Regions from separate parts of the Homo sapiens genome. Here region 2 is linked to region 1. The links are chromatin loops, found by intact Hi-C in ENCODE. Cell type or tissue: GM12878. All regions are shown on one strand. Links, peaks and the distances in the headings refer to the core of each region. The heading gives the core; the rest is flanking DNA. Region 1 holds the start of LOC105370109 (a long non-coding RNA gene). Region 2 has its middle 95 kb from the start of LINC00621.

What was found. A loop is a pair of places that touch in the nucleus more often than their neighbours do. Peaks named below come from ENCODE experiments on the same cell type or tissue, not always from the same donor. Only the 100,000 strongest peaks of a DNase experiment are listed, where the experiment ranks them.
Region 2: it touches region 1 in a loop (2.2-fold over the local background); 1 of 110 quality-filtered maps calls a loop at or near these places.

The regions. Positions count from the first base shown.
Region 1 is chr13:22,873,948-22,889,717 of GRCh38, reverse strand. It overlaps LINC00621 (long intergenic non-protein coding RNA 621), which reads left to right. Exons shown (of 3, transcript NR_138043.1): 3 at 13,244-13,326. It overlaps LOC105370109 (a long non-coding RNA gene), which reads right to left and starts at 5,531. Exons shown (of 3, transcript NR_187640.1): 1 at 5,423-5,531. RefSeq lists enhancers at 2,550-3,051, 5,976-6,025. In GM12878, for the core only: no CTCF peak of the experiment used is centred there; a DNase peak (open chromatin) is centred at 6,037; H3K4me3 peaks cover 840 bases; H3K27ac peaks cover 1,170 bases.
Region 2 is chr13:22,813,121-22,828,890 of GRCh38, reverse strand. No RefSeq gene overlaps it. Among named protein-coding and RNA genes, the nearest start is that of LINC00621, 95 kb to the left of the region's middle. In GM12878, for the core only: no CTCF peak of the experiment used is centred there; no DNase peak of the experiment used is centred there.

The DNA of each region.
Region 1 (15,770 bases), core at 4,824-7,323:
TTTTAAGGGCTCACAACGCTAAAGATTTCACATGAAAGGGTCGTGATTGATTTGAGCAAGCAGGGGGTACGTGACAGGGGCTCCATGTACTGGTGGTCAGAGAAACAGAACAGGGCAGGGAGTTGCACAATGTTCTTTTATACAATGTTGGGAATCTATGAGTAACATCGGTTTCTAAGTTATGAGTTGATTTTTAACTACTGGGTTTAGGCCAGGCAGGCCCAGGCCTGGTTTTGGGCCTGGCATCAGGCTGCCTGTCTTTGATTTCATGTCCTTGTTTTTTTTCTTTAAACAGGTACTGAGTATAAAACAATATGAGAGGGTCTCTCTCTTCCCTCATTTCCCCCTTTGAGACTCTCACTTTTTATTAGTGGGAGTTCTCACTCTTATTTTTGCTACTTATGTCTTTTTGTGCAATAAATTGATAGTTATTCATATAGTACACTTGTGCTGAAGCATTTTGGTGAACTAAGGTAGTGATGAAGCTTTTTATCATTTGAAGAAGTACAGGTAGTAAACAAGGGAGCAGTAAGCAGGTTCTTATTACTATTATAACTTTTATTATAAGAGTTTTAAATTCTCCTAGTGCTGGGAACTAATTTTTAAACATGGCTTCAGGGCCAAATTCGTGCCACACTTGTACAGGCACATGTGTCAGTTTTGTCATATTTTTAACTATGTCTTTAACTACTTGCCTTTGATTATCTATGTATAGACAGTAATTAGTAAGGTTAAATGTCTTATAGACCTCTCTTTCAGCTGCTAGCAAGTAGCTGAGAGCCAATCTATTTTGATAGATAGCATTTTTTATCTGAGTTTCTTGCCGGGCCAGAATAGTCAAGGCTTGACCAGTTTTATTAGTGATGATTTCTGAAACAGCTTGTAACCATATGATTTGGTTGAGCATGTAGATGGGGGTCCGATATCCCCACGAGCCATCTTGTGCCCAAGTGGGGGGTCCGTAGTATTATATAATTTTTTAGGAGGTCATTCATCATCTTTTTAATTACCTATGGCTATGCTTCATTTTTCATGAGAAGCATAGATAGGGAAGCCCAGGAGTTCACCTGTTTTTATGGGCAGTAAAAAGAAAGATGGTTTAATGGTGCCAATTACACAGCTACCTGTCCACCGATCAGGCAGCTTAGCATAAGCTCTGTGTCCACATATCCAGTATAACCCGGTGGGGGCAGCCCAGTCCCGGTGAAATTCTGGGTGAGCCCAGACAGTCTGCAACCTTGGAAATTTACTGAATGGATCTCTTTCTGTGTAATTGGAGCTCCACCATGTAACTGTTTTGTGTGTGTGTGGTACTATTATAGTTTTTGTCCTAGGCAACTAAGTCATCCTACAGAATGAGTGAATTCTTTTTTTTTTTCTAGCTATGCAATATTGTCCAATAATTGAAACTTTTAGAACCTAGAAATGATCAGGGTGATTCTTTTGGGCTGAGAATTCATCAGGAACTGGGTCTGTAGGCACTAATTCTCAGGCTTCTTATGGCCATTGATCTCTTATTACAGTTGTTTTACAAACATAATATGAAGTGACATTTAGAGACTGGGCTACGTGCTCGGCTAATTGCAAAAACAAATTTTTGATTTTTCCTGGAGTCTCTGGTACTGGCACATTTAGTTCATCATAGAAAGTCTGAAATACTGGTTCTGGAGAGTGTCTTTGAACCTCTCCTTTTATTAGGATGTTCACGCTAGGATCTAGTCCCTTTCCATCAATGCCTAAAGATACATATTTTCCTTTATTACATTCTGGTTCTGAGGGGTTTGTGATTATCATTTCTAAAAGGTTGCAGCTCCCACTTGTGCAGGAGGGGCTGACTTTTCCTTTTTGGAGCCAAACAGGATCTTTTTTATCTTCTGTTCAAGTAGCCCAGATGACACAAGACCAGTATTGACACATCTCACATATGATTCTGGACAGATATACCTATTTTTTTTTTTACCGTGTAACTTTTTTTTCCAATTTAGAGAACCGCATCCTATTCCATGCTGCTTACTATCAATAGTGGCACAAGCGTCAAATTTTAAGGTTACATTTTTGGGACCCCTTTTTCTTCTGTTCTAGCTATTACTTTACTTGTGTCACTTAGAGAATGACCAGTTCTCAGTCCTACTTCAAAGACTGTGATCATAGGAGGTTCAAAGGGGTCATAGCACACATCGGGCTGGTCACTTCCTGGATTACATACTTTGTATTGGGTGTTATTATACAAACAGGTTCCTTTTGGAGTTCCTAGGCATTCATAATAACTATAAAATAATAGGACTGTAGCAATCTTTTGTCCTACTTCAGTGACTTGATGTATATACTGGAAACAGCCTTCAGTCTGAGGAAGGTCAGTTGAAGTCCTTACTATACAAGTCCAAATTTTAAGGAAAATGAGTCCCGCGATGAGTTTCCTCATGTTTTGGCCGTGCGTGGACCAGTCAGCTTCCGGGTGCGACTGGAGCAGGGCTTGTCGTCTTTTTCAGAGTCACTTTGCAGGGGTTGGCGAAACTGCTCCTATCCACATACAGCTCGCAGTCTACTGATGTTTAAGGTTGGTCTCGGAGGTTGGGCCTACTAGGGTAGACTGAGTCTAACACCTCTACACAGTTTATGTTCAACTGGGCTCTCTGATACCAGGAGTAAGGTGTGCAGGGTTAGGGTGTCGCAAACTTCAGTGGTTATGCGGGAATTTTCACAGAGCAAGCTTTGGTATCTAGTTAGTCTAGCATTCGTTAGCTAATGGTATCCTTTGGTATTTATTAAAATCATCACAGCATGGGGGGACTTTAGGTTTTGCCCAAGAGTTAGCTTATCTGCTTCTTATGCTAACAGGGCCATTGCTGCCAGGGCCCTTAGACATGGGGGCCAGCCTTTGGAAACCCCATCTAGTTGTTTTGAGAGATAGGCCACTGGCCTTGGCCAGGGCCCTACAGTCTGGGTTAAAACTCCAACTGCCATTTTTTTTCTTTTTGACACATGGAGTGTAAAGAGTTTTGTCAGGTCAGGTAGCCCCAGGGCTGGGGCCGACATGAGTTTTTCTTTTTAACTCATGAAAAGCTCGTTGCTGTTGGTTGTAATAGATGTAGTGTATCTAATTTACATTTTTATTGACTGTCATCTACCAAAATATTGACTTCAGTCCTGTAACTATTTGATTTCAAGCTTTAAATTGATCTGGTATTCCTTGCGGGGCTCCAATTGCATCTAAATATATACGAGAGTTGAAAGACCCATAAGGGGCTTCTCTCACTTTATGATGTCTTATTTTTTTTTTCCTCTGGTTGATGAAATGCCAGGGTGAAAGGGATAGCCAAATGGACTAAAGCACAAGTGCCACTTCTGGTTATTCGGCAGAGTGTCCAGTAAGTCCAGTAAAGGTCCACCGCAATACCACCACACATCCGCTCGGGGATGAGCAAGGGCTGACTGATTGATAAACTCTTGAAAATTCTTAAGCTCACTGCATCCCTTCAGGTCTCCAAGGAATGCTAAGTCTCCTCCCTGCCGTGAGAGACACGAAGTGAAGTTAGTGTTGGGAGATGGAAGCTGGATGGCCCTCGGTGGCTGCCCCCAGGGACTTCGGAATATAGCAGAGAGAGCTTGGCATGACTTATTATTCCAGGCTGTAGAATCCTGGAAAAGAGCTACCATGCAGCCCACACCTGGTCGACTGGAGGACCACCTAGTGGAAAGGGGACATTCTGAGCCTCTGCCCTGCCATGTGCACAAGCATAACAATTGCTTTTGTTTAACGTGCAGATGGAATATTTGATCCATTTCATCCAGGCATTTGCATCTTGGTATCCTGTCTTAATTGCCAAAGTTTGTTTTAAGTCTTTAACTTCTATGATCCTTTAGTAAAATGAATGCTTCCTTTAGCACCTATTTTTGTTAGTTTTTAGACCAAAGAAAGCTAAACACCATTTTATATTTAATAATGCTTCTTGTATGATTTTTATACCAGAGAAGCTAAATTTTATCTTTATATTAGTGTGTTATTAATGTTAAACTTAATTTTAATAAAACCTTGTAGACATATTTATCCAATTTTTCATGTTTGACTATAAGGTAAGATTTTATAGACTCTTTAACCTTTTATAATTTTTGTTAAAGAGCAGGTTGATGCTTTAAGAAAAATCTGTTGCATTTTTACTTTAATGTCTAGTCTACAGAAAAACTGGATGATACCTTTTTAACTTTAGTTAATATGTTTACACACAGAATTTTCTTTACAATTAACGTTTTAAAACTTGCTTAAACTTTTAAAACAATATTTTTTTAACCTTTTAATGTAGGTAAAAATTCACATTCTTATGCCTCCTTATAATCTTTTTATCAAAGGTATATTTTTTTATACACCTTGCACATAAACTGTTTCTTCAGTAGTACTCAGGAGGCCTTATTACTTTTAAGTTATACAACATTTTTTGCATAAAATTTTTGATAACATTTTTTCTTTCACAACTTTCACAGACAATTTTTTAACATGTCTTAACTTTCTGACTTATTACAAACTTTTTTTCTTTAAACAATCAGTTAATTTATTTCAGGACAAGAATTTACCATATAACATTCTTTTTATATAAATTCTGCCTCCCCCCTTTTTTCCCCTTTTTTAAAGCGAATTTTCTTTATGTCTTTGGACTAGACTGTCTAAGGCCACAAGATTAGAAGTTACCATAATACATGCTACACTTTTAACTTTTAGCAAACTTCACTTTTGTTGAAAACCTTGTAAGTTTGGGATTTCAATTATCCTTTGCTATTAATAAGACCTTGTTTAGTCTAAATTAACCTAGAATTGGTATAGATGGTCTTTTTTTTCTCTCTGCTGGTCTTTCCTTGCCTCTGCCAGCTGCTCATGCTGCTGTTCTCTTAACTTCTGTAGGGGGGAAGGGGGTCTAAAACCAGCTGTAACTGTCTATGTATGGAAACTGGTCTGGGTGCCTTGGCTTACAGGTTACCTTGTGCCATACCTTTGAAACAAGGGACCTGTCCAGGCTTCCTTCAGATGGCCAACCCACCTTTAATGCTGGCCAGTCTGTTTCACGCAAAGTTCTAAGTTTTCCTGGTGTCACAGTAGCACTGTAATCTCCCTTAAGTTCTTTCTTGAAAAAATTTTTTTTTTCTCCAAGACAGAATACCACGCTCACACCACACACACTCACCACAAGACAAAGAACGGGCAAAGAGGGCAAACACACACTTTTACCGTTTAAGCCAAACCAAAATCACGAAATTCAAAATCCGAGTACCAAAAAATTCAAGCCAAGTCAAAACCAAAACCAAACCAAAGTATCCAGCAATTCAAATCAAGTCAAATCCAGAACAAAAGTGCCAATGCAGGCACACCGTGGGTGATCAAGCCACGCTTCCACTCAGATGGAGTGGGGCAAGTTCCAAAGACTAGTCTTACCAACTTTTAGATGTCCAGACTCCAAGCGCCAGTTCCTTCCCAGTGTTCAGCCACTGTGTGGATCCTCCACGGGGGCCTGCTACGTGCTGCTCTGGCAAGGCGTTCCAATGGGGGCAATTTCCTAACCGGGAGCGCTCTTTGGATCGCGTCACTCAGGCTGGCCGGAGTCCCCTGCAGGGATGCTCCGCGGGGCAGGCCTAAGCTGCCTAAGGGGCTGCCTCGGCCATCCATCAGTCACCTCGTTTCCCTGTCAGGGAACCAAGAAATGTAGCAGGACGAGCCACAGACAAAACCTCTCAGACAACGAGTCGTAGAAGGAAGGGCTTTATTCAGCTGGGAGCATCAGCAAGCTACTGCCTCAAAATCTGAGCTCCCTGAGTGCACAATTTCTGTCCCTTTTAAGGGCTCACAACACTGAAGATTTCACATGAAAGGGTCGTGATTGATTTGAGCAAGCAGGGGGTACATGACAGGGGCTGCATGCACCGGTGGTCAGAAAGAAACAGAACAGGGTAGGGCGTTTCACAATGTTCTTTTATACAATGTCGGGAATCTATGAATAACATCGGTTTCTAAGTTATGAGTTGATTTTTAACTAATGGGTTTAGGCCAGGCAGGCCCAGGCCTGGTTTCAGACCTGGGGCTGGGCTGCCTGTCTTTGATTTCACTTCCTTATTTTTTTATTTAAATAGCTACTGAGTATAAAGCAATATGAGAGGGTCTCTTTCTTCCCTCAGGCAGGCTGAGGCAGGAGAATTGCTTGAACCTGGAGGTGGAGGTTGCGGTGAGCCGAGATGGTGCCATTGCCCTCCTGCCTGGGCAACAAGAGCAAAACTCCATCTCAAAAAAAAAAAAAAGATTTGACCTAATTGACTCCATCTTGCTCTTAACCTCCAAGCTGTCCTTGTTCATTCCTGGGCATAGACCGAACTAACTTTGGGAGGAACTTAGTTTACAATTTAGCTATGAAACAAAGATGATAACAGCCCTTTCCCAACAAACCTTCCCATTGTCTGTGAATTAGACTGCCTACAGCCGCAGGATTAGAAGTTATAGTAATCTTGCTAAATTCAAGATGCAGCTATTTTCATTATACCCATGTCAATGTCCTATTTATTAAAAATTACACAAGCAAAGATCATTCTGATTTGGGTTGGGTTTTATAACCCTTATGCCAAATTTTGACACCTTATAGTATTTGGTGGGGGTAAGTATGAAATTGCTTGATTAACAAATACAAACAAAAATGTCTGCTGGCAATTCTTAACACATTTCTAATATTACTTTGCCAATAATTTTAAAGCTAGCTTATTTATTAAAGATTTTATTTGTTACATAAACTTGAAAAAGCATTTGACTAGTCATTTTTTAGTATTTGATTTAAGCACTTTTATTTTTATGTCAATTAACTAGAGCTCTTTTTAGTAGTGAAACATTTTGTATACAACACATAAATACACAAAAAGACGTATTAGGCATACAGATGGAAGTACATTTTATAGATTTATAAAGACCCAGTCGGGTGTGGTGGCTCATGACTGTAATCCCAGCACTCTGGGAGGCCGAGGCAGGTGGATCACCTGAGGTAGGAGTTGGAGACAAGCCTGACCAGCATGGAGAAACCCTGTCTCTACTAAAAATACAAAAAAAAAAAAAAAAAAAAGCTGGGCATGGTGGCACATGCTGGTAATCCCAGCTACTCAGGAGGCTGAGGCAGGAGAATCACTTGAACCCAGGAGGTTGTGGTGAGCCGAGATGGTGCTATTGCATTTTAGCCTGGGTAACAAGAGTGAAACTTTGTCTCAAAAAAAAAAAACCAAAAACAAAAAAACGACAAAAGACCCCTGCATTTTGCATTTTTTCTGTCTTAGACTTTCAGATTCCAGATAACTGGTTTCACAGCCCTAGGCAGTTGTCAGCTAAATAGCCTTAAATTTGCACATTAAAGGAAACAACTCAGGTGAAAATCAAATAGCAAAATTTACATCATAAGGTACAGAAAAAAACGTCTGGTAGTGCTAGAGGGAGATGCTTTTACAGTGTACTTTTTTTTTTAAAGACATTTTTGAGTGTCTAAACTACATTCTTCTTTAAAAATCCAAGAGTAGCTTCTGTTGCAATACTATTTTAGTCAAAACATCAGGTGAAAACAGAATTCAGTCAACTGAGAAGAATACAAAAGCAAACTTTTGCTCAAAAAAAAAGCAAGGCCTTAGGAGAGTGGTCTCGGTTAACTTGGAAAGCTTGTTTGCCACAGTTGAGGCCGCGCCCACCACACAGCCTCAGGAAGTCCTGATGACATGTGCCCAAGGTGGTCCGGCCACAGCTTGGTTTTATACATTTTAGGGAGACATGAGACATCAATCAATATATAAGAAGTACATTAGTTCCGTCCAGAAAGGCGGTGACAGCTCAAAGCAAGGCCCCCCTACTGGGGGCTTCCAGGTCACAGGTAGGTGAGAGACAGATGGTTGCATTCTTTTGAGTTTCTGATAAGTCTTTCCAAAGGAGGCAATCAGAATATGCATCTGTCTCTGTGAGCAAATGGATGACTTGAACAGAATAGGAGGCAGATTTCCCTGAGCGGTTCACATCTTGAAGGGACCCAAGATATTTTTCCTTCACACACCTAACTTCTGAGATCTTATTTGGAAGCTGCTGATCACTAGTTACAGGTGTTTCTATTTATTGGGAGATTGTCGTTCCCTGGCGCCAGCTGCAACCAATTATTATTTTAGAGCGACTGTTTAACAACTGCCTGACCATCACTTGATGGTTGCCTGACAATCCTGGTGGGGGGCCCTTCTCCTGCCCTGCTCATGTCTGCCTGACTACCTTCTGCAACAGAGTATTCTCGTATCTAAAACTCTACTCTCTTTTGTATTGCATTACCTGATCTTTTTGGTTGAGGGGCGGGGTGGTAACAGAAATTATTTTGTATTTTGAAAAACTTGACTCTGGTGTGTATAATGGCTAGGGAATGGGCAGATCACAGAATGGGCTGATTGGTGTTGGGTTGCCCAAGGGGAATGTCTTTGTGATGAAATGCACTGTGAAAACATTGTATGGTCCCGTCCCCATGGCATGTCTCTTTTTGCAGACCTAAAATTCAGTGTGGGCTCTGTCCTAAGTTCAGCGGTCCAGTTAAAAGGTAGAGACCTATGTAAAGGAAATTGATCTCCTTATAAAATCTTTTAATACATTTATATAATTTTGTATTACCCTGGCATTAATTTTCAAATTGTCCTCTAGCACAGCCAAATTTCTTTTTTTTAAAAAAAGCTTAAATTCCCAGTCTCTTTCTATACTTTGAGATGCAAATTTTCTCCTTTAGAAATGCAAATTTAGGGTTGCCTAGCTAACAATTGCCTAGGGCAGTAAAACAGGTCATTGTAGGATGAATTAAAAAAACCGAACTATTTAAAACTGATGGATGAAAAATCTTATACATCTGTAAGAACTGCTTCTATGTTTCTGTTTATCTATTTATTTATATGTTGTATGTGTATGTGATGTTTCACTACCAAAATATATTGTAGCAGGACGAGCCACAGACAAACCCTCTCAGACACCGAGTTGTAGAAGGAAGGGCTTTATTCAGCTGGGAGCATCGGCAAGCTACTGCCTTAAAATCCGAGCTCCCCGAGTGCACAATTTCTATCCCTTTTAAGGGCTCAAAACACTAAAGATTTCACATGAAAGGGTCGTGATTGATTTGAGCAAGCAGGGGGTACATGACAGGGGCTGCATGCACCGGTGGTCAGAAAGAAACAGAACAGGGCAGGGAGTTGCACAGTGTTCTTCTATACAATGTCTGGAATCTATGAATAACATCGGTTTCTAAGTTATGAGTTGATTTTTAACTACTGGGTTTAGGCCAGTCAGGCCCAGGCCTGGTTTCGGGCCTGGCGCTGGGCTGCCTGTCTTTGGTTTTACTTCCTTGTTGTTTTTTCTTAAAACAGGTACTGAGTATAAAACAATATAAAATAATATGAGAGGGTCTTCCTTCAATATGAAAGCACTCTAATTGGCTTAATGAAAATGTGTTAAATCAAATATTTTATCATAAAAATAGAAACTTAAATGCCTTTTAGTTCATGTGACTTTAATAATCTTTAGTAAATAAAGACAGTTTTAAAATTATTGGTAAAATAAAATGGAAACATCTTCAGAATTTAGACATTTTGTCTGAGACTATTGGTCTACTGGTTTGATACTATATCTGCTAGATGTTTTAAGGTCAAAACTTGCTTTTATGTAATTTTTGATACATAACTCTTAAATAAACTTATGGTTTTAGATTTGAGCCTCTAAAATATAACAAGCCCTATTTCCAGGCATTGTCCTTTGTTCTGGACTCTGCATCTAGTACACAGTAAAAATTACTTCCTAAGTTTTTCACTAAAAATAAGAGTTACTAACAGTTAACATAATCAATGTATGTAGTGAAAACTACTAGATATAAAAGAAACAATTTAATATGCAAACTTAGAAAAGTAGATACGTTTTGGTAAAAAGCTTATGAGAAGGCATGGAAATATGTTTTCTCTTAAAGGGGAAGTAATTTTGCCTAGTCTAGAGGTTTTCTTAAATTAAAAGAGGAAAAAAGATGAATAAAACTAAAAACTAAACGGATATAGAAAGTTGAAAAGAAAGTAAATTTTTGTGCTAAGGCAGAATGATAGGATAAGGCTAAAGGTGTTAGGAAATTGAAGAAGGTTTGTGGAAGACAGATCTTGTAAAAGGAATTCTGTGTGTGATCAAGTTGGCTAAAATTTAAAAGATATTATTTAGTTTTTCTATAAATTCAGGATTAATATCAAAAGCACACTGATGCCACAGTCTGGGCTCCTGTGTGACAACAATGGTTTCCTTGGAGCATTAATCTGTTCTTTAATAGAAAACTATAACAGGCTATGAGAGGTTTATGGAAATCTTACCTTATGATCAAACTTATTAAGATTGGATGAATTTGTTTATAAGGTTTCATTAAAAATTAGTTTTAGCATGGTGACCTCCTGGGAGCAGGGGACTACCAGGTTGCCAACAGAGGGGTGAACTGGCCTAGGTCGGAAATGGGGCAGGGCAAAATTCGTGCTGATCAGTAATGGGATGGGCCTGTGAATAGCCACTGCCCTCCAGCCTAGGCAACATAGCGAGACCCTGTCTCTAAATTTAAAAAAAAAAATTATCTTTAGTGTTAATGCTACACTAATGTAAAAGTAAAATTTGGTTTTCTCTCTCTCTTTTTTTTTTTGACACAGAGTTTCGCTCTTGTCACCCAGGCTGGAGTGCAGTGGCCTGATCTGGGCTCACTGAAACCTCCGCCAGGTTCAAGCGATTCTCCTGCCTCAGCCTCCAGAGTAGCTGGGATTACAGGCGCCTGCCACCATGTCTGCCTAATTTTTATATTTTTAGTAGAGACAGGATTTTGCCATGTTGGCCAGGCTGGTCTCGAACTCCCGAACTCAAGTGATCCACCTGCTTCAGCCTCCCAAAGTGCTGGGATTATAGGCGTGAGCCATCGCGCCCGGCTGGTTTTCTATTTTGATAAAGAAAGATTTTTGTTTACCTCTTGAGTAAACTATAAAATAAAGAGGGAGAGAGGGAGATATTCAGTTCGCCTCATTCGATCTTTATTAGGTCATATTGTTTGGGAAACTGAGTCTCTGCTCTATCAAAAAGTGAATGATTTTTAAAGTCTTTGAATTATGATTGTGGCTAAGTGAATAATTTATTTTATAGTGACCTGTAATTCTATCTTGCGGTGTAGAGTGTTTTAAACATTTGACATTTGAGAAACTTTCAAACATTAAAATTTCAATTGTAATTCAGTATTTTTTTTACTTCATTAGCTTTTTTAGATAATAGGTCCCCTGAAGTCTAAAAGAAACACATTTGGCTTATTCGATATGTTAAAATCATATAGGAAACATTCAAATATGAAATGGTTTTTAAGTTTCTTTGGGTTCTACTTACATAAGTGTGTTATTAACATGTGTTCCAAAATTGTATGAGATCTTATAATTTTTTTTTTTTTGAGAAAGAGTCTCATTCTGTCACCCAGGCGGAATGCCGTGGCACAATGAGATCCTATAGTTCTGATTTGTCTGATAATCATAATAATCAAAATAAGTATTATTAAGTTAAATTTTAGTATGACACAGAAATAACCAAATTTCCTTATCTTTAACCATGGCTGTCCTAAAACTTTTGTCATCCACAGACAATTATTATTTTATTTGATTCTTCTCAAAAAGCAGTTAATAATCAGCTATAGTCCAAAACTTGCTTCTTTAGGGTAGTTCACAGAAAGGATTCTGATGGGTGCTTCAAATGTAAGTTTCTGACAACCTTGGAGATTTCATCAGTAGAGTAGAGAAACAAACTTCCAGAACTCTCATTGTAGAGCTACTGTGTTCATGAGGATTACTAATCCCAATATCAAATGAAATGAATTAATTTCATAGAACTGAACTAACAGAGGACTGAAATATATTTTATAACCCTTTTTGTTTGAAGCATTGTTGATTTTTTTTTTCAGTCAAGAAAACTTTTAGACATGAAATCAACCTAGGCGTCCATCAATAGTGGATTGGATAAAGAAAACGTGGTACATATACACCATGGAGTACTATGCAGCCATAAAAAATGAAATCATGTTCTTTGCGGCAACATGGATGCAGCCACTATCCTAAGTGAATTAATGCAGGAATAGGAAACTGAATACCACATGTTCTCATTTACAAGTGGGAGCTAAACATTTGGGAGCTCATGGACATAAAGATGGCAATGATATGCACTGGGGACTACTAGAGGTAGGAGGGAAGGAGGACGCATAGGTTGAAAACTACTGAGTATTATATTCACTACCTGGGTGATGGGAACATTTGTACCCAAAACCTCAGCACCATGCAATATACCCAGGTAGCAAACCTGTGCATATACCCCCTGAATCTAAAATAAAAATAGAAATTACTTTAAAAAGATAGCTTTTTTCTTTTGATCTATTTATAATTTTTAACAATTGAGTAAAGTATACTCTTATGACCAGAATCTGAAACACGTTTCTTTTTCTTTTTCTTCTTTTATTTTCTTTTTTGAGACGGAGTCTTGCTCTGTTACCCAGGCTGGAGTGCAGTGGTGCGATCTCAGCTCACTGCAAGCTCCACCTCCCGGGTTCACCATTTTCCTGCCTCAGCCTGCTGAGTAGCTGGGACTACAAGCACCCGCCACCACACCCAGCTAATTTTTTTGTATTTTTAGTAGAAACAGGGTTTCACCATGTTAGCCAGGATGGTCTCGATCTCCTGACCTTGTGATCCACCTGCCTCAACCTCCCAAAGTGCTGGGATTACAGGTGTGAGCCACAGCGCCCAGCCACGTTTCTTTTTCTTTTACCTGATTTCTCCAGAATTTGGAAACTTTTTTTTTTTTTTTTTTTTTTTGAGATGGACTCTGACTCTGTCACCCAGGCTGAAGTGCAGTGGCACGATCTCCGCTCACTGCAAGCTCTGCCTCCCGGGTTTACGCCATTTTCCTGCCTCAGCCTCCCAAGTAGCTGGGACTACAGGCCCCCGCCACCACGCCCGGCTAATTTTTTTGTATTTTTAGTAGAGACGGGGTTTCTCTGTGTTAGCCAGGATGGTCTCGATCTCCTGACCTCATGATCCGCCCTCCTCGGCCTCCCCAAAGTGCTGGGATTACAGGCATGAGCCACTGCGCCCAGCCGAATTTGGAAACTATTTTTGACAATCCTTAATTTATGGCAATATAATTATTTGCATAAGTTCAATAAGAATCTGTTTTCTCTTGTAACAGAACCCAATTGGAGACGTTGGATATTTTATCAAGTCTTTGACTGGAATGACATTTTTTCAGAAATAACCAGACTGCTTTGAGGAATTAAAATTGACTTTAAGGGCTGAGAAAAACCCCTTGGAAAAACTGGCATGGTACCCTCTGCATGCAATTCCTTTACAAAGCTCCTGACCTGTGGTGAGTAAAAAATTTCACCTTTGAATGGCCCGGAACCTCAAGTTACTTTGGAACATTGAGAAGAGAGGAATTCCCCCAATTCTTACAGGTGTCTGTTCATACAGCTATCTGCAGGCACAAATAAATCCTTGGCTGGGCCAGGGGCGGTGGCTCAAGCCTGTAATCCCAGCACTTTGGGAGGCCGAGGTGGGCAGATCACTTGAGGTCAGGAGTTCAAGACCAGCCTGGCCAACATGGTAAAACCTTGTCTCTACTGAAAAAACAAAAATTAGCCTGTGTGGTGGCAGGTGCCTGTAGTCCCAGCTACTTAGGAGGCTGAGGCAACAGAATCGCTTGAACCTGGGAGGCAGAGGTTGCAGTGAGCAGGGATGGCACCACTGCACTCCATCCTGGGCGACAGAGTGAAACTCCGTCAATAAATAAATAAATAAATAAATAAATAAATAACGTCTTAGGACTCCCGTCTCACTATGCCAAAGCGAAAAGTTAAGAGTGGGAACTGAGTCACGCATAAAACTGCCTTCTTTTTGTTCCCAAACAGAAAGAACCATGATTTCACATGCTTGCTTTATCTTACGGAAAATATAGATTTACTGAGCATGAAATGAATGCATAATTGACTTTTTCCTCTACGCCCTTCTTTGCATGTGTAAAATATAGATTCACTGAGTGCTAATCAATGCCTCACCACTTGCATCAATGCCTACCCTCCCTCCTTTTGTTTCTTCCACTCCTTCTTACTCTTTCCTGTTTAAATATTGAAGTTCACAAAACCTTCTTTGGAAAAAGCACAGGTGACAGGTACTACTTTAACTTGTGCTTCTTTTTCTTGAGTGCATCCTCAAAATCCATCTCTAATCAGTTGGGATCTGCCCTAGTAGTGGTTTACAATCCACAAATAGTCCTTTCCCAAAATTTTTTTCTGGGAAAATTTGGTTAGTGCTAGATCTTGCCAAAGGTCCTTGGGAGTTATTTCAGTAAGAGATAATAATTATTTGGTTATCTAATTGGCTTTCTTCTCATGATTTGTTAATCAGAGATGCCTCCATACTACAAAATAGAATGAGAGGTCATACTGAGAACAAGGAAGTAGAACAATAGAACAAAAGCTGACTGGTTAACTTCAGGTTCCTGCAGGTTACTTTGTTCATAAGCGTTAAAGCAGAGGGGACTTTTTTAGTATACTGACTCAGACTTGTATCCCCTGATTTCAGGAAAAACAAGTCTGATGTGGGATCTACCTGTTTCCTTAGAGTTCCAGTTTAATTATATGGTATTTAGCATGAGTGACTCCATTTTGGTTTAGTCTGGTCTCTTGTGGCCCAATTTGTAATAGCTCAGTCTAAAACAAGGGCCTCCCATAACTTTTGTTTAATCCTTCTTAGAACAACAGGGGATTTAAATACATTATGACCATTAATCTTAATAAGGTCAGCCAAAGTTGCTAGACACTTTTCAAGTTAGAAAGACTGAACATCTGCCCAGAAATAAAATGACCAACAAATGCAAATCTCCTACTTGAGGACCACTTTTTTTTAAGGTGTGTATGCCTCTATAAATAGATTATAAACAAACTTGTCTCTTTGTCTCCTAGTGAAGCAAAAGGAACCTGTGATGGGATTTCCTCATTGAGCAGAGGCTGTAATTGGATTTTATCTTGGGCAGAGAATATAGTTGAATTTCACCATGTATCCGTGATTTTTGCCCTGGAAAATGTAACTAAATGGGCCAGAACACCTCTTTCTCCATTATTTTTTTTTCTTTTTCTCTTTCTTTTTTTTTTTTTTTTTTTTTTTTTGAGACGGACTCTCGCTCTGTCGCCCAGGCTGGAGTGCAGCGGCACAATCTCGGCTCACTGCAAGCTCCGCCTCCCGGGTTCGCTCCATTCTCCTGCCTCAGCCTCCCAAGTAGCTGGGACTACAAGCGCCCACCACCACGCCCGGCTAATTTTTTGTATTTTTATTAGAGACCGGGTTTCACAGTGTTAGCCAGGATGGTCTCGATTTCCTGACCTCGTGAGCCGCTGCCTCAGACTCCCAAAGTGTTGGGATTACAGGCGTGAGCCACCACGCCCAGCACTCTTTCTCCACTTCTATATCAGTAGGGTGGCATAGCTTGAGGAGCCTCTGCTGTAGGTTAGGGGAACTTCTCTGTCATGATTTATCCACAGTTGCTGAGGACAAGATTTGGAGTGAGGCATGTTCAAATAACTAGGTGAGCCTATTCAGGCAGAGGGCTGAAAACTTTACATTTAACATTGGATTATTGTTCGTTGTTCATTTAATAAGCAGTAAAAAACATGAGAAAACTTTTGTTCCATCTCCTGATTTTTTTGAAATTTCCACTTCAT
Region 2 (15,770 bases), core at 5,005-7,504, 61 kb after region 1:
CCATCCCTGGCAACCACAAATCTGCTTTCAGTCTCTAGTATTTGCTTATTCTGGATATGCCATATAAAAGGAATTACACAATATGTGACCTTTTATGTCTATCGTCTTTTACTTATTGTAATGTTTTCAGTGTTAATGAAAGTTGTAGCACGTATCAGTACTTCATTCCTCATGACTGAATATTTTACTGAATATATGTTCCGCAGTTCATTTCGCCATTTATCTGTTAATAGACACTTAGTTTTTTCCGCCTTTGGCTATTGTAAATTGTGATGCTATGAATATTCATGTACAGCTATTTGCGTACGTTTTCAATTCTTTTAGGTATACATTGAGAAGTAAAATTGCTGGGTTGTAATGTAATTCTATGTTTAACTTTTGAGGAACCACCAAACTGTCATAAATACTGCATCATTTTAGATTTCCACAGGCAGTGCTTGAGGATTTCTATGTCTCCATTTCTTGTGCAGCACTAGTTACTTTTCATGTTTAAAAATTATCGTTATAAACATCCTAGTGGTTGTGAAGTGTAGAGATGGGTCATGCTCTGTCACCCAGACTGGAGTATAATGGCGTGGTCATAGTTCACTGCAGCTTAGTTATGCAGCTTAGTCATAGTTCACTCCTGGGCTCAAGTAATCCTCTTGCCTCAGCTTCCTGAGTAGCTGGGCCCACAAATATGCACCACCATGCCTGGCTAATTTTAAAAAATTTTTTGTAGAGGTGGGTCTCACTATGTTTCTCAGGCTGGTCTTGAACTCCTGGACTCCAGCAGTCCTCCTGCCTTGGCCTCCCAAAGTGCTGGGGTTACAGGCATGTGCATTTTTTACTGACCAGCGATGGACATCTTTTCATGTGTATCTTGGCCATTTGTATAGCATTGGAGAAATCCCCATTAAAGACTTTTGCCTGGCCAAGCATGATGGCTCATGTCTGTAATCCCAGCACTTGGGGAGGCTGAGGTGGGAGGATTACCTGAGGTCAAGAGTTTGAGACCAGCCTGGCCAAAATGGTGAAACCCCATCTCTAATAAAAATACACAAAAATTATCTGGGCTTGGTTGTGGGCACCTGTAACCCCAACTATTTGGGAGGCTGAGGTAGGAGAATCACTGGAACCTGGGGAGGTGGAGGTTGCAGTGAGCCGGGATTGCACCATTGCACTCCAGCCTGGGCAACAAGAATGATATTACGTCTCAAAATAAAACAAAACAAACAAACAAACCAGACCTTTGCTCATCTTTAATTGAGTTATCTTTTGGTGTTTGAATTGTAAGCATTCTTTATATATTCTGTATTATGCTAAACCTCTATCAGATGTATGATTTTCAAATATTTTCTCTCTTGCTTTTTCACTATCAATGTTCTTTGATGCACAAATGTTTTTAATTTTGATAAGGTGCGATTTATCAACTTTCTTTTGCTGCTTGTTCTTTTATGTAAAAACCTAAGAATCTTTATGTGTCCCATAAGTCCAAGGTCTTGAATATTAACCCCTAGGTTTTGTCCTAGTGATGTTATAGTTTTAGCTCTTATACTTATGACATTGACCTATCCTGAGTAGACTTTTGTATATGGAGGTAGTTCAAGTTCAGCTTCATTCCTTTGGATGTTTACATCCAAATGCCCCAGCACCATTTCTTTTTTTTTTTGAAACGGAGTCTCACTCTGTCGCCCAGGCTGGAGTGCAGTGGTGCGATCTCGGCTCAATTTGCAACCTCCGCCTGCTGGGTTCACACCATTCTCCTGCCTCAGTCTCCCGAGTAGCTGTGGCTACAGGTTCCCACCACCACACCCAGCTAATTTTTTGTATTTTTAGTAGAGACGCAGTTTCACTGTGTTAGCCAGGATGGTCTTGATCTTCTGACCTCCTGATCCACCTGCCTCAGCCTCCCAAAGAGCTGGGATTACAGGTGTGAGCCACCGTGCTCGGCCACACCAGCACCATTTCTTGAAGAGATTATTTTCCTCCAAAGAATGACCTTGACAGGTTTGTTGAACTAAAGTGGTCATTGTAGATACTTGGGTTTATTTCTAGATTTTTACTTTTATTTTCATTGGTTGTATGTCTGTCTTTATGCCAGTATGACATTGTTTTGATTATTGCATCTAAGAAATTGGGAAGTGTGAGTCCTCCACCATTGTTTTGTTTTTCAATATTGTTTTGGCTACACATCTCCATATAAATGTGAAGGGCTGCTTTTCTATTTATGTAAAAGGGCCATTAATATCTTTATAACACTTGCATTGAATTTGTAGATTGCTTAGGGAATATTAATATCTTAACAATATTGTATTCCAATCGATGAACATGAGATGTCTTTCTATTATTTAGGTCTTCTTGAATTTCTTTTAGCAATGTTTTGTAGTTTTCAGTATATACTTTCACTTTCTTGGTTTCATTTCTTTTACTTTCCTGGTTAAATGTATTTCTAGGTATATAGGTATTCTTTTAGGTACTACTGTAAATAATATTGTTTTATTTACCTTTTCACATTGATTCATTGCTGGTATATTAGTGGATTGTTGAGTGTTGATCTTGTGCCGTGCAACTTTGTTGAATGTGTTTATTAGATCTATTAGTTTTGTGGTGTATACTCTGTGGTACTCTACAGATAGAATCATGTCATTTGCAAATAGAGATATTTTGCTTTTATTTCCAATTTGGATGATTTTTATTTTTCTTGCCTAATTACTATAGATAGGACTTCCAGTACAATGTTCCATAGCAGTGGTGAAAAGTGAGCACACTTGTTTCTGATATCAGGGGGAAAGATTTCAGTCTTTCTTCAAGGAGTGAAATGGCTAGTTGTGGATAAAGGGCATTTTCCATAAACATCCTTTATCATATTATGAAAGTTCTTTTTCTGTTTCTAGTTTGCTGAGTGTTTTTATCACATAAAGGTGTTGAATTTTGTTAAATGCTTTTTCTGCATTAATTAAGATCATTTTTCCTTCATTTTATTAATTTAGTATAATACATCAACTGATTTCTTTTTGTTTAATCACCCTTGCATGACTGGGATAAATCTCACTTGGTCATGATGTATAATCCTTTAATATGCTCCTGAATCGAGTTTTCAAGTTTTTCTTTTTTTAAGCAGTTTTGTATTAGTATTCTTCAGGAATATTTCTCTATAGTTTAGTGTTCTCTTGGCATTTTTGCCTGGTTTTGGTATCAGAGTAATGCTGACTTCATAGAATGTATTAGGAAGATTTTCCTTTTCTAGTTTTTGGAAGACTTAAGCAGAATTGGTATTAAATCTTCCTTAAATGTTTAATTGAATTCACCAGTGAAATCATTTGGTCCTGGACTTTTCTTTATTGGGAGATTTTCAGTTACTAACTAATTTCTGTACTTGTTGTAGGTTTTTAAGATTTTCTATTCCTTCTTGAATCAGTTTTGGTGACTTCTGTGTATCTAGAAATTTCTCTAGGTTACATAATTTGTTAGTGTACAATTTTTTGTAGTATTCTCTTGAAATCTCTTCTATTTATGTAATGTCAGCAGAAACTAGTCCCCACCGTCATTTCTGATTTTAGTTACTTGTGACTTTTCTTTATTTTTTCTTTGTCAGTCTAGCCTGAGATTTGCCAGTTTTGTTTCTATTTCAAAGCACCAACTTTTTGGTTCTTCTTATAATTTTCTTATTGTTCATTTTGTTTATCTCTGACATAATTCTTATTTTTTCCTTATGCTAACTATGGGCCTAATTTACTTTTCTTTTTTTTAAGTTCCTTAAAGTGTAAAGTTAGGTTTTTGGTTTGAGATTTTTTTTTTGAGATGGAGTCTCACTTCGTCACCAGGCTGGAGTGCAGTGGTGTAATAATCTTGGCTCACTGCAACCTCTGCCTCCCGGGTTCAAGCAGTTGTCTGCCTCAGCCTCTTGAGTAGCTGGGATAGTAATTGTTTTCTACAAGTTTTAATCACACAAGAAACAAAAACGGAAAAATATTAGCTTTTATATTTACCTATGTATTATATAGTTACCTTTACCAGTGATCTTTATTTCTTTATATAGCTTTGAGTTACTATCTGATATCTTTTGTTTCATTCTGAAAAACTCTCTTCAGCATTTCTTATAGAGTAAGGGTATCTTCTAGCAACAAACTCCCTTAGCTCTTGTTTATCTGAGAATGTCTTAATTTCTCCTTCATTTTTAAAGTTACCAAGCATAGAATTCTTGTTAGGCAGTGTTTTTTTGTTTGTTTGTTTGAGCACATCATCCTACTACCTTCTTGCCTGTGTGGTTTCTGATGAGAAATCAGCTGTTAATCTTATTGGAAATCTCTTTTGTATAGCAAGTTAATTCTCTCCTTCTGCTTTCAAGATTCTTTTTTTGGCTTTGGCTTGTGACAGTTTGATTATACTGTGTCTTGGTGTGAATATCTGAATTTATCCTGCTTAGATTTCACTTAGCTTCCTGTATGTGTAGATTCATGTCTTTCTTCAAATTTTGGAAGTTTTCAGCCATTATTTTTTACATACATTTGTCTCAATGTTTGTCTTTCTTCTCCTTCTGGAATGTCCATAATCCATAATAAGCTGGTGTGCCTGATGGTGTCTCATATGTTTCTTAGACTCTGATTATTTTTCTTTATTCTCTGTTCTTTCTTTTCCACAGACTGAATCATTTCAGTTGCCCTGTCTTTGAGTTCACTGATTCTTTCTTCTATCTGCTGAAATAGACCATTAAACTCCACTTGTGCATTTTTTAATTTCAGCTATTATATCGCAAAAGCTTCAGGATTTCTATTTGGTCCTTTTAAACTAATGTCCATTCCTTTGTTGATATTCCCTAGTTGTTAATTCATGGTTCTACTCCCCCCACTTTTAGTTATTTTCTGTGTTTTTTTTTAAGGTCTTTAAGCATATTTAAGACATTTAATTTAAAGTCTGTCTAATGAGCCCAATGTCTGGGTATCCTCAGGAATAGTTTGTGTCAATTTCTTCTGTTTATTTCTCTGTGAATGGGTCATGATTTCCTTTTCCTTTGTATACTTTAGAATTATTTGTTGAAAACTAGACACTGTAATTTATAATGTTCAAATTCTGGATGCCATATTTTTTTTCTCCAGAAGTTGTCATTGTTACTCATTGAGAGCTCCTGTCATCTTTAATAACTTGCAAGGCAATTTTTACAACGATTATATTCATGCTTATGTGTGGTTACTGTAGTCTTTGTCCCATCTTCTCCAAGGCCAGCCGATGACTTGACAGAGATTTCTTAAGTGCTTGATCCAATAAGAAAATTTTAAAAATATGTCTCGTCTCTTTAAATTTTTTCAATAGAGGCCAGGGATTCTGATTCAGCCTAAGGCAGTTAAAATGACAGTCAGCCTCCACGCTGGTTCTCCACTGAACAGGCAGATCAAAACATGCAACTCCAATTTTTAGAGGATAACGTTCTTACTTCCTGTCCTGGCACCTACCAGCTTCAATAGGAATATTGTCTGCCATCCCCACAGTTCCCTGAAATTGGGCTAGAGGTTGTGGAATAGTAGCTTTTATTCAAAATGCCAAAATTCACTGAAATTTACCAATATATTTCTTCTTCATACGCTTTCTTGGATACTCAAGGGTTCAAATAGACTCTAGAGTTGCAAAATAGTTGATTCTGATAGTTCTTTACCAATTGAATAGCTATTTTGGTAAAGTCTGATGCCTGCAGCTTCCAACTTTGAGCATGACATCACTCAAATATATGCCAAGTTTTCATGCAAGGATAACCACAGAAATAGAGAAGGCTAAGACCCTCCTAAATGGAAGCCCTTCTTACATTTAAGGATATTGGGAAAAAAAAGAATAGCTAAGAGACAGAATCCCACTAGAAATGCGAACCACAGCCTTGACAGTATAAATTCCTATAGCAGAAATTCTTCAAGGTGTGTTTTAATGACTGGGGGAAGGGAGGAGTTCCAAGTGTCTCCTAGCTGGTAAGTCTGGTGCTTGGTAAGGGAACTCTGATATGGATGTAGTCATATAGAAGACTTTTCTCTGGTTCTCGGATGGGTGTGGTGGCTCACGCCCATAATTCCAGCACTTAGGGAAGCCGAGGCGGAGGGATCACCTGAGGTCAGGAGTTCAAGACCAGCCTGGCCAACATGGTGAAACCACGTCTCTACTAAAAATACAAAAAAAATTTAGCTGGGCGTGGTGGTGGGGACCTGTAATCCCAGCTACTCAGGAGGCTGAGGCAGGAGAATTGCTTGAACCTGGGAGGCAGAGGTTGCAGTGAGCCAAGATCGTGCCATTGCACTCCAGCCTGGGTGGCAGAGCTAGACTCCATCTAAAAAAAAAAAAATTTTTTTTAAAAGGGACATGGATGAAGCTGGAAGCCATCATTCTTAGCAAACTAACACAGAAACAGAAAACCAAATACCCCGTGTTCTTACTCATAAGTGGGAGTTGAACAGTGAGAACACATGGACACAGAGAGGGGAACATCACACACCGGGGCATGTCAGGGGGTGGGGGCCAAGGGGAGGGGGAGCATTAGGACCTAATGCATGCGGGGCTTAAAACCTAGATGATGGGTTGGTAGGTGCAGCAAACCACCATGGCACATGTATAACTATGTAACAGACCTGCACGTTCTGCACATGTATCCCAGAACTTACAGTAGGATGAATAAATAAATAAAAATAAAATGAAAAAATAAAAAAGAAGACTTTACTCTGGTTTTTTAAGTCTTCGAGGGTACCAAACAAGGAACTATGGCAGAGGCTCAGATGATGTAGGAGTAATAATCTGCATCCGTGGCGTATCAGCTATGCTCCCACACTATTTCAGGCACCATATATTCAACATCTTAGATGCTCATGACAGCCAAATGAAATTGGCTTCATTTCCCTTCTGCAGTCAGCAAAATTCCAAGGTAGCCACCCAAATTCCTGCCTTCTGGTTTATGTGCTCTGTATAATCTTCTCCTTTTGAATGTAAATGTGATTAGTAAATATGAAATATCACTCCTGTGATTAGATTATGTCATATGGTACAAAAGATTTTACAGATGTAATTAAGGTTCTAATGAGTTGACTTCAAGTTAAAATTTCAAATTAAAGGAAGATAATTCTTGGTGGGCCTGACCTAATCAGGCAAACCCGTAAAAGAGACAAGATTCAGCAGCAAACAGTATCTTGCTGGCTTTGAAGAAGCAAGTGATCAGATTGTGAGAGGAGTGGCAAGGCCCTAAGTGTGTGTGGCCTCTAGGAGTTAGAGAGTTTGCCAACCAACAGCTAGCAAGAAGACAGTCATACTGTCGCACACACACACACACACTCACACACACACCATAACTCCTTTCAACAACAGTACTCTTGGAAGAGGACCTGAAACTTCAAATGAAATCCTAGGCCTGGCATGGTGGCTCATTCCTATAATCCCACCACTTGGGAGGCCGAGGTAGGTGGATCACCTGAGGTCAGGAATGCGAGACCAGCCTGGCCAATGTGGCGAAACCCTGTCTCTACTAAAAGTACAAAAAAAAAAAAAAAAAAAAAGCCGGGCATGGTAGTGCATGCCTGTAGTCCCAGCTACTTGGGAGGCTAAGGCAGGAGAATTGCTTGAACCTGAGAGGTGGAGGTTGCCATGAGCCGGGATCGTGCCACTGCACTTTAGCCTGGGTGACAGAGCAAGACTCCGTTTCAAAAAAGAAAAAAAGAAATCATAGCCTCAGCCATCTCTTTGATTTCTACCTGATGAGATATTGAGAAGAGATTTCAGCTAACCAGTACCCAAACTCCTGAGACATGGAAAAATGTGAGACAATAAATGTGTAGTTTTAAGCTCCTAAATCTGTAGTAATTCATTACACAAGGATAGGATACTGGTATACTCCTTTTTTTTTTTTTTTTTTTGTGGTAAAAAACCCACTCTATCATGTTAACAGAGCAGGATAAGACGGGCTTATTTGTTGAAACTAGAAAGCAAGGAGGTGGCCTAGTTGTAGAAACCTGGGTACAAGGTTAAAGCAAGACCAATAATAAGGAATAACTGGAAGCTGAACTAATAATTTTATTAGGGCTTTTAAAATGTGTCCTTTATGTCTTCCCTTGAGAAATGTCTATGTAAATGTTACACAGGTATACATGTGCCATGGTGGTTTGCTGCACCTATCAACCTAGGTTTTAAGCCCTGCATGCATTAGATATTTGTCCTAATGCTCTCCCTCTCCTTGGCCCCCACCCACTGACATGCCCCAGTATGTGATGTTCCCCTCTCTGTGCCCATGTGTTCTCACTGTTCAACTCCCACTTATGAGTGAGAACATGGGGTATTTGGTTTTCTGTTTCTGTGTTAGTTTGCTGAGAATGATGGCTTCCAGCTTGAGGTCTTTTGCCCATTTTTTTTAAAAAAACTTTTAGGTTCAGGGGTATATGTGCAGGTCTATTCTATAGGTAAACTTGTGTCATGGGGATTTGTTGTACAGATTATTTTGTCACTCAAATATTAAGCCTAATACCCAATAGTTATTTTTCTGATCTTCTCTCTCCTTCCCTCTCCACCCTCCAATAGGCCCCAGTGTCTGTTCTTCCCCTCCTCCTGTCCATATGTTCTCATCATTTAGCTCCCACCTGTAAATGCAACAGCCAGTATTTAGTTTTCTGTTCTTGTGTTAGTTTGCTAAGAATAATGGGCTCCACCTCCATCCATGTTCCTGCAAAAGACATGATCTTGTGTTTTTTAATGGCTGCATAGTATTCCATGGTGTATATGTACCACAGTTCCTTCATCTAATCAGCCATTGATGTTGCTGATTTTAAAATAAGATTATTTGTGTTTTTTTTCTTGGTATTGAGTTGTTTAGCTTCCTTATATATTCTGAATATTAACCCCTTGTCAGATGTATAGTTTGTAAATATTTTCTCACATTCTGTAGGTTATCTTCACTCTGTTAGTAGTTTCCTTTGCTGTGCAAAATCCTTTTAGTTTGATGTAATCCCATTTGTCTATTTTTGCTTTCGTGGCCAGTGCTTTTGAGGTCTTATTTAAAGACCAACAGATATATTAAAAAAGTGCTCAATGCCGTTAATAATCAGGGAAATACAAATCAGAACCAAAATGAGATACCTCCTCACTCTAGTTAGAATGACTAGTATTAAAAAGATAAACAATGAAAAGTGTTGCTAAGCACGTGGTGAAAAGGGAACACTTGCATATTATTGGTGGGATTATAAACGAATACAGTCATTATGAGAAACAGTGTAGAGATTGAGACCATCCTGGCCAACATGCTGAAACCCCATCTCTACTAAAAATACAAAAAATAGGTGGGCGTGGTGGTGGGCGCCTGTAGTCCCAGCTACTTGGGAGGCTGAGGCAGGAGAATTGCTTGAACCCAGGAGGCAGAGGTTGCAGTGAGCTGAGATCTTTCCACTGCACTCCAGCCTGGGAGACAGAACAAGACAGAGTGAGACACCATCTCAAAAAAAGAAAAAGAAAAAGAAAAACAGTATGGCAGCTCCTCAAAAAATTAAAAATAGAACTACCATATGATCCAGCAATTCCACTACTAGGTATGTATCAAAAGGAAATAAAATCAGTATATTAAAGAGATATCTACACTCCCATGTTTATTGCAGTACTATTTACAATAGCCAAGATAGAGAATCAGCCTAAGTGTCCATCCACAGATAAATTGATAATGTGGTATATATATGCAATGGAATACTATTCAGCCATAAGAAAGAATAAAACCTTGCCATCTGTGACAATATGGATGAAGCTGGAGGAGATAATGTTACGTGAAGTAAGGCAGACACAGAAAGACAAATACCATATGGTCTCACTTATATGTAGAATCCTCCCAAAAAGAAAACGTTGATGTCATAGAAGCAGAGAGTATACAGTGGCTACTAGAGATTGGAGAGGGGAAAAGGATGCCAAGGAGAAATGGAGAGGCTGGTGAATAGGTACAAAGTTACAATTTGATAGGATGAGTAAATTCTGGTGTCCTATTGCACCAGAGGGTAACTATGGTTAACAGTAAAATATTGTATATTACAAAATAGAAGAGAGGCTTTGGATATTCTCATCACAAATAAATGGTACATATTTGAGGTATCTGTATACTAACTACCCTGATTTCATCATTATACAACATGGATGTATACCAAAACATCAAGTTGTACTCCATAAATATGTAAACTTACAATATGTCAAATAAAAAATATGAAAACAGGCTGGGTGCAGTGGCTGATGCCTGTAATCCCAGCACCTTGGGAGGCCGAGGCGGGTGTATCATGAGGTCAGGAGATCGACACCATCCTGGCTAACACAGTGAAACCCCGTCTCTACTTAAAATGCAAAAAATTAGCGAGGCATGGTGGCACACACCTGTAGTCCCAGCTACTCGGGAGGCTGAGGCAGAAGAATTGCTTGAACCTGGGAGGCAGAGGTTGCAGTGAGCCGAGATCGCGCCACTGCACTCCAGCCTGGGCAACAGAGCAAGACTCTGCCTCAAAAAATAAACAATAAATAAATAAATAAAAAATAAAAAATATGAAATCAAATGTGCCCTTTTCAATCATCTCCAATTTTTAGATGAGGCCACTACAGCCCTTTTTTTCTGAAATTAGATTAACGGTAGTCTTATTGAAGTAAAAGTGGGAACAAAGTCACCAGGAGAAAATGAAAATATTTTCTGTCATTGTTACTGGTATTTTATATAAGTGGCAACAATTTCCTGAAGAGCTGTAAATACTGTTCTCACATGGATAGAAGCATCTCTTTCCTAGCAACAGAAAACCTAAATTAGATAGGAAGGTAAAGTACAGAAAGTAGAAAAAGCTTCAGGAATGTGCTTTCCAGCAATACACTTTCCACCAGAAGACAATACTATATTATTGCCCATATACTGTTGGTTTTAGTCTGTCTCTTGTGGTCTGTAAGGGTTATGTTTTATTAAAATTTTTTTCTTTCTCTGTGATTAAATAGTTTTAATGGATGGTATGAAATTAGAGTAGAAAGGGAATGTTGTTTGTCTTTGTCATAAGGTTAGTGCTGGCATGTTTGGGGATGGACTATCATCTTAAAGGAAGGCAAGGCATGGCCAGGCGTGGTGGCTCACGCCTGTAATCCCAGCACTTTGGGAGGCCGAGGTGGGCAGATCGTGAGGTCAGGAGATCAAGACCATCCTGGCTAACACGGTGAAACCCCATCTCTACTAAAAATACAAAAAATTAGCCAGGCGTGGTGGCGGGCGCCTGTAGTCCTGACTACTTGGGAGGCTGAGGCAGGAGAATGATATGAACCTGGGAGGCAGAGCTTGCAGTGAGCGGAGATCACACCACTGCACTCCAACCTCGGCAACAGAACGAGACTCCGTCTCAAAAAAAAAAAAAAAAAAAGGGAAGGCAAGGCATGCAGCCAGTCAGGCGACCTTCATCCAAGAGCTCTCTTAAGGTGGCATTTCCTAAAATCATTTCTTTTTTCAGTTTCTAAGAGCTGATCAGACATCACATGAAAGTATGAAGAAGGTATAAATCAGGTACAAATACTTCACTAATTTCTAAAAGAGGTTTTTCTTTCTTATGACTGGAATAATTTTTCACCTATCTATGGTATGGTATGTCTCTCTGCATCAAAATATGATTGTCCTATTTTATGATGGGAATTCCTACTTTAAACCTTCACAATTCAAAACTTGGGTAACCCAAGAGTAACTTTTACATAGAAGCAAATGCAAGTTAAGTTTAATACTTTTTACAGAGCTTAAAAATCTACTGAAAACAAAGCATAAGAGAATATTGCTATGATGTTTATTTTGCAGCTATGCCATGAGAAGGTTTTCATTATCTTTGGCTGATGTACAGTGATCTTTGCCAACACGAAGGTGCTGCAGGTGTGCTTCTTTAATGCTGTTTCTTTATTTTCAGAACATTGTCTCTAACATTAACCGACACGTATATGGTCCTTTTTTTTTTTTTTTCTTTTGAGACAGAATCTCACTTTGTCTCCCAGGCTGGAGTATAGTGGTGTGATCGCAGCTCACTGCAACCTACATCTCCCAGGTCCAAGGGATTCCACTGCCTCAGCCTCTTGAGTAGCTGATATTACAGGCGCAGACCACCAACCCCAGCTAATTTTTGTATTTTTAGTGGAGAAGGGGTTTTGCCATGTTGGCCAGGCTAGTCTCGAACTTCTGACCTCAGGTGATCCATCTGCCTCGATATCCCAAAGTTCTGGGATTACAGGCATGAGCCACCGCACCCAGTCATATGTTCCTTTTTAAAAAATTGTTTTATCTTACTAAGAATCATTGATTTGGAAGTCTGGTTTTGTATTCTTATACTGCCACTACCACTTAATGAATATTTGGATAATATTATCATAGTACATAGAATTATTTTAAATTGCATTTGTAATGAACATTAAAATAAAAGCATCATAATCCCTAAATCACTGTAAGAAAGTGCTGATGTCTTTAAAAAGCACCATGGATCTGATAATATTGAAAAGGAGCAGGAAGCCTTTCTGCTTCTAACTAAGGTAGTTCCATCTACAGCAAAGACACAGGCAAGGCAAGGTTTAAAATCACCCCTTTTTCTTTAAGAATTAAATTTTTGTAAGATTTAATATCTTTCAGCATTTGCACATAAATTTCAATTTTATTTTAAAAATTGCACTACTTGGCTGGGCGTGGTTGCTCATGCCTGTAATCCCAGCACTTTGGGAGGCTGAAGTGGATGGATCACCTGAGGTTAGGAAGTTGAGACCAGCCTGGCCAACATGGCAAAACCCCATCTCTACTAAAAGTGCAAACATTAGCCAGGCGAGGTGGTGGGCGCCTGTAATCCCAGCTACTCAGGAGGCTGAGGCAGGTGAATAGCTTGAACTTGGAAGGCGGAGGTTGCAGTGAGCCAAGATTGTGCCACTGCACTCCAGCCTGGGTGATCAAGAGTGAGACTCAAAAAAAAAAAAAGCACTACTTCTGATTGCATAATTTGTTTTCATAAAATACAATGGTATACACACTGTACTATTTCTTGGTTACTCAGAATATTGCTCGGTGATTATATAATTAGAGAAAAAACAGTCAATACATTTGAGAGCTATTTCACCAAGCTATGAAATGATGCCAAATGAACTATTTTTGTTCCACAACAGAAGACTCCTCTTCATGTGCTACAAATTTTTAATCTCAAGGTCAATCTACATCTTCTTGGAACAGTTTCGAGTGAACATTGCCAACACCCAGTTTTTGGATGCTCTTTTCTATTCAATAGTGTGATAATTCTCTTTTTCATATTGTTTTTCCCCATAGGTAAAATAGTGTAGATTGTATTTCTACTGCATACATTATAGTCACTTGCCAGGGATGCCACCATGATTAAGATCTGAGGTTCTCCCAACACTTTGGTAGCACATTTACAGCCAACACAGCCTAGAGGTGAGAGCAAAGACTTTGGTGTTTGCCAGCCTAGGTTTGAATATGGCCTGCTTACCAGCTGTGGAATTTGGCCAAGTTAATTATTTTTTTCTAAACCTCATTTTGCTTTGTGAAATTTAATTAATAAAATTTACCTCATAAGATTACTATGAGGGCCGGGCATGGTGGCTCATGCCTGTAATCCCAGCACTTTGGGAGGCTGAGGCAGGTGGATCATGAGGTCAGGAGATCAAGACCATCCTGGCCAACATGGTGAAACTCCGTCTCTACTAAAAAAAAAAAAAAAAAAAAATTAGCTGGGTGTGGTGGCACATGCCTGTAATCCCAGCTACTTGGGAGGCTGAGGCTGGACAATGGCTTGAATCCAGGAGGTGGGGGTTGCGGTGAGCCGAGATCATGCCATTGCACTCCAGCCTGGTGCCTGAGCAAGACTCCGTCTCAAAAAAAAAAAAAAAAAAAAAAAAGATCACTATGAGGACTGAATGTGATGAGATAATGTGTAAAATGTTGAGTTTTATGGCCACTACCTAACAGGTGGTTAAGAAATGGTGGCTAGTATTACTGTAGGTATTCAATGGCTTTTTCTCATTGATTCTGTGTAAATTTTAGTAGCTTAACTCCTATTGAAAAACTTTATTTTCCTTACCTGTAAATCTTACTGGGTACTTTTCTATTTCTCACCTTTACTTGAATCCCAAACGAGCTATGTTTTTATTTAGAAGAGGGAAGAGCTCTTTGTCGGCAGAGTTAAAATTGCACTTTATTTTATCCGCGCCAGTGTAGGCCTGGCATTGAAACTAGCAGCACTTCAGGCTGGAATATCCATGGGTAATGACACTCTGCCCCCGGTGACCTTGGCTACGCTCCCTGCCACGTGTGTGGGGAAAAGAAAGAGAGATCAGACTGTTACTGTGTCTATGTAGAGAGAAGTAGACATAAGAGACTCCATTTTGTTCTGTACTAAGACAAATTCTTCTGCCTTGAGATGCTGTTAATCTGTAACCCTACCGCCAATGCTGTGCTCCCTGAAACATGTGCTGTGTCAACTCAGGGTTAAATGGATTAAGGGCTGTGCAGGATGTGCTTTGTTAAACAGATGCTTGAAGGCAGCATGCTCCTTAAGAGTCATCACCACTCCCTAATCTCAAGTACCCAGAGACACAAACACTGCGGAAGCCCGCAGGGACCTCTGCCTAGGAAAGCCAGGTATTGTCTAAGGTTTCTCCCCATGTGATAGTCTGAAATATGGCCTCGTGGGAAGGGAAAGACCTGACCATCCCCCAGCTCGACACCCATAAACGGTCTGTGCTGAGGAGGATTAATAGAAGAGGAAGGAAGGCCTCTTTGCAGTTGAGATAAGAGGAAGGCATCTGTCTCCTGCTCGTCCCTGGGCAATGGAATGTCTCGGTGTAAAGCCCAATTGTATATTCCATCTACTGAGATAGGGGAAAACCGCTTAGGGCTGGAGGTGGGATATGCTGGCAGCAATACTGCTCTTTAAGGCATTGAGATGTTTATGTATATGCACATCAAAAGCACAGCACTTTTTTCTTTACCTTGTTTATGAGGCAGAGACATTTGTTCACATGTTTTCCTGCTGACCCTCTCCCCACTATTCCCCTATTGTCCTGCCACATTCCCCTTTCCGAGAAACGCCTGATAACGATCAATAAATACTAAGGGAACTCAAAGACTGGTGCTGGCGCGGGTCCTCTGTATGCTGAGCGCCAGTTCCCCGGGTCCACTTTTCTTTCTCTATACTTTGTCTCCGTGTCTCTTTCTTTTCTCAAGTCTCGTTCCACCTGATGAGAAACGCCCACAAGTGTGGAGGGGCAGGCCACCCCTTCACCCTTCACACGTGAACTTTCCTGGCACCTTCAGGAGAGTCGCTTCCCAATTCGAAGTAATGGCAGCTTGCCTAAGACAAGACCTCAGAGGAAAAGAAGTAAGAAAATTGTGTCAGCTGTTTTTCTTTTTCAACATTTTTTTCTGAGGGAGAGTTAAGACTATCACTGCGTCTCTTGGAGGATGCACTGTGGCATAGGGATTGAACGTAGGCTTTGGCGTGGAACAGCAGAATAGATTTGAATCCCGACTCCATTCCACAATAACTGTGCAGCTTCAGTGATACGCTTAACCTCGTTGAATCTATTGTCACTTTTATAAAAAAAAAAGTATGATTATTTCTATTTCCCTGGGTTAGTATGAAAAACAAAATGAAATATGCCACAGTGCTCATGTGAGCTAATTTCTCCATTATTTCCCTACTCTCACTATAATATGTATTAAAACAAAACAAAACAAAACACTAGAATGCTTCTTCACTAACGTTGTGCCTGCTGCTACTTTGATGGTCATGGAATGCTGTTTCCCCAGC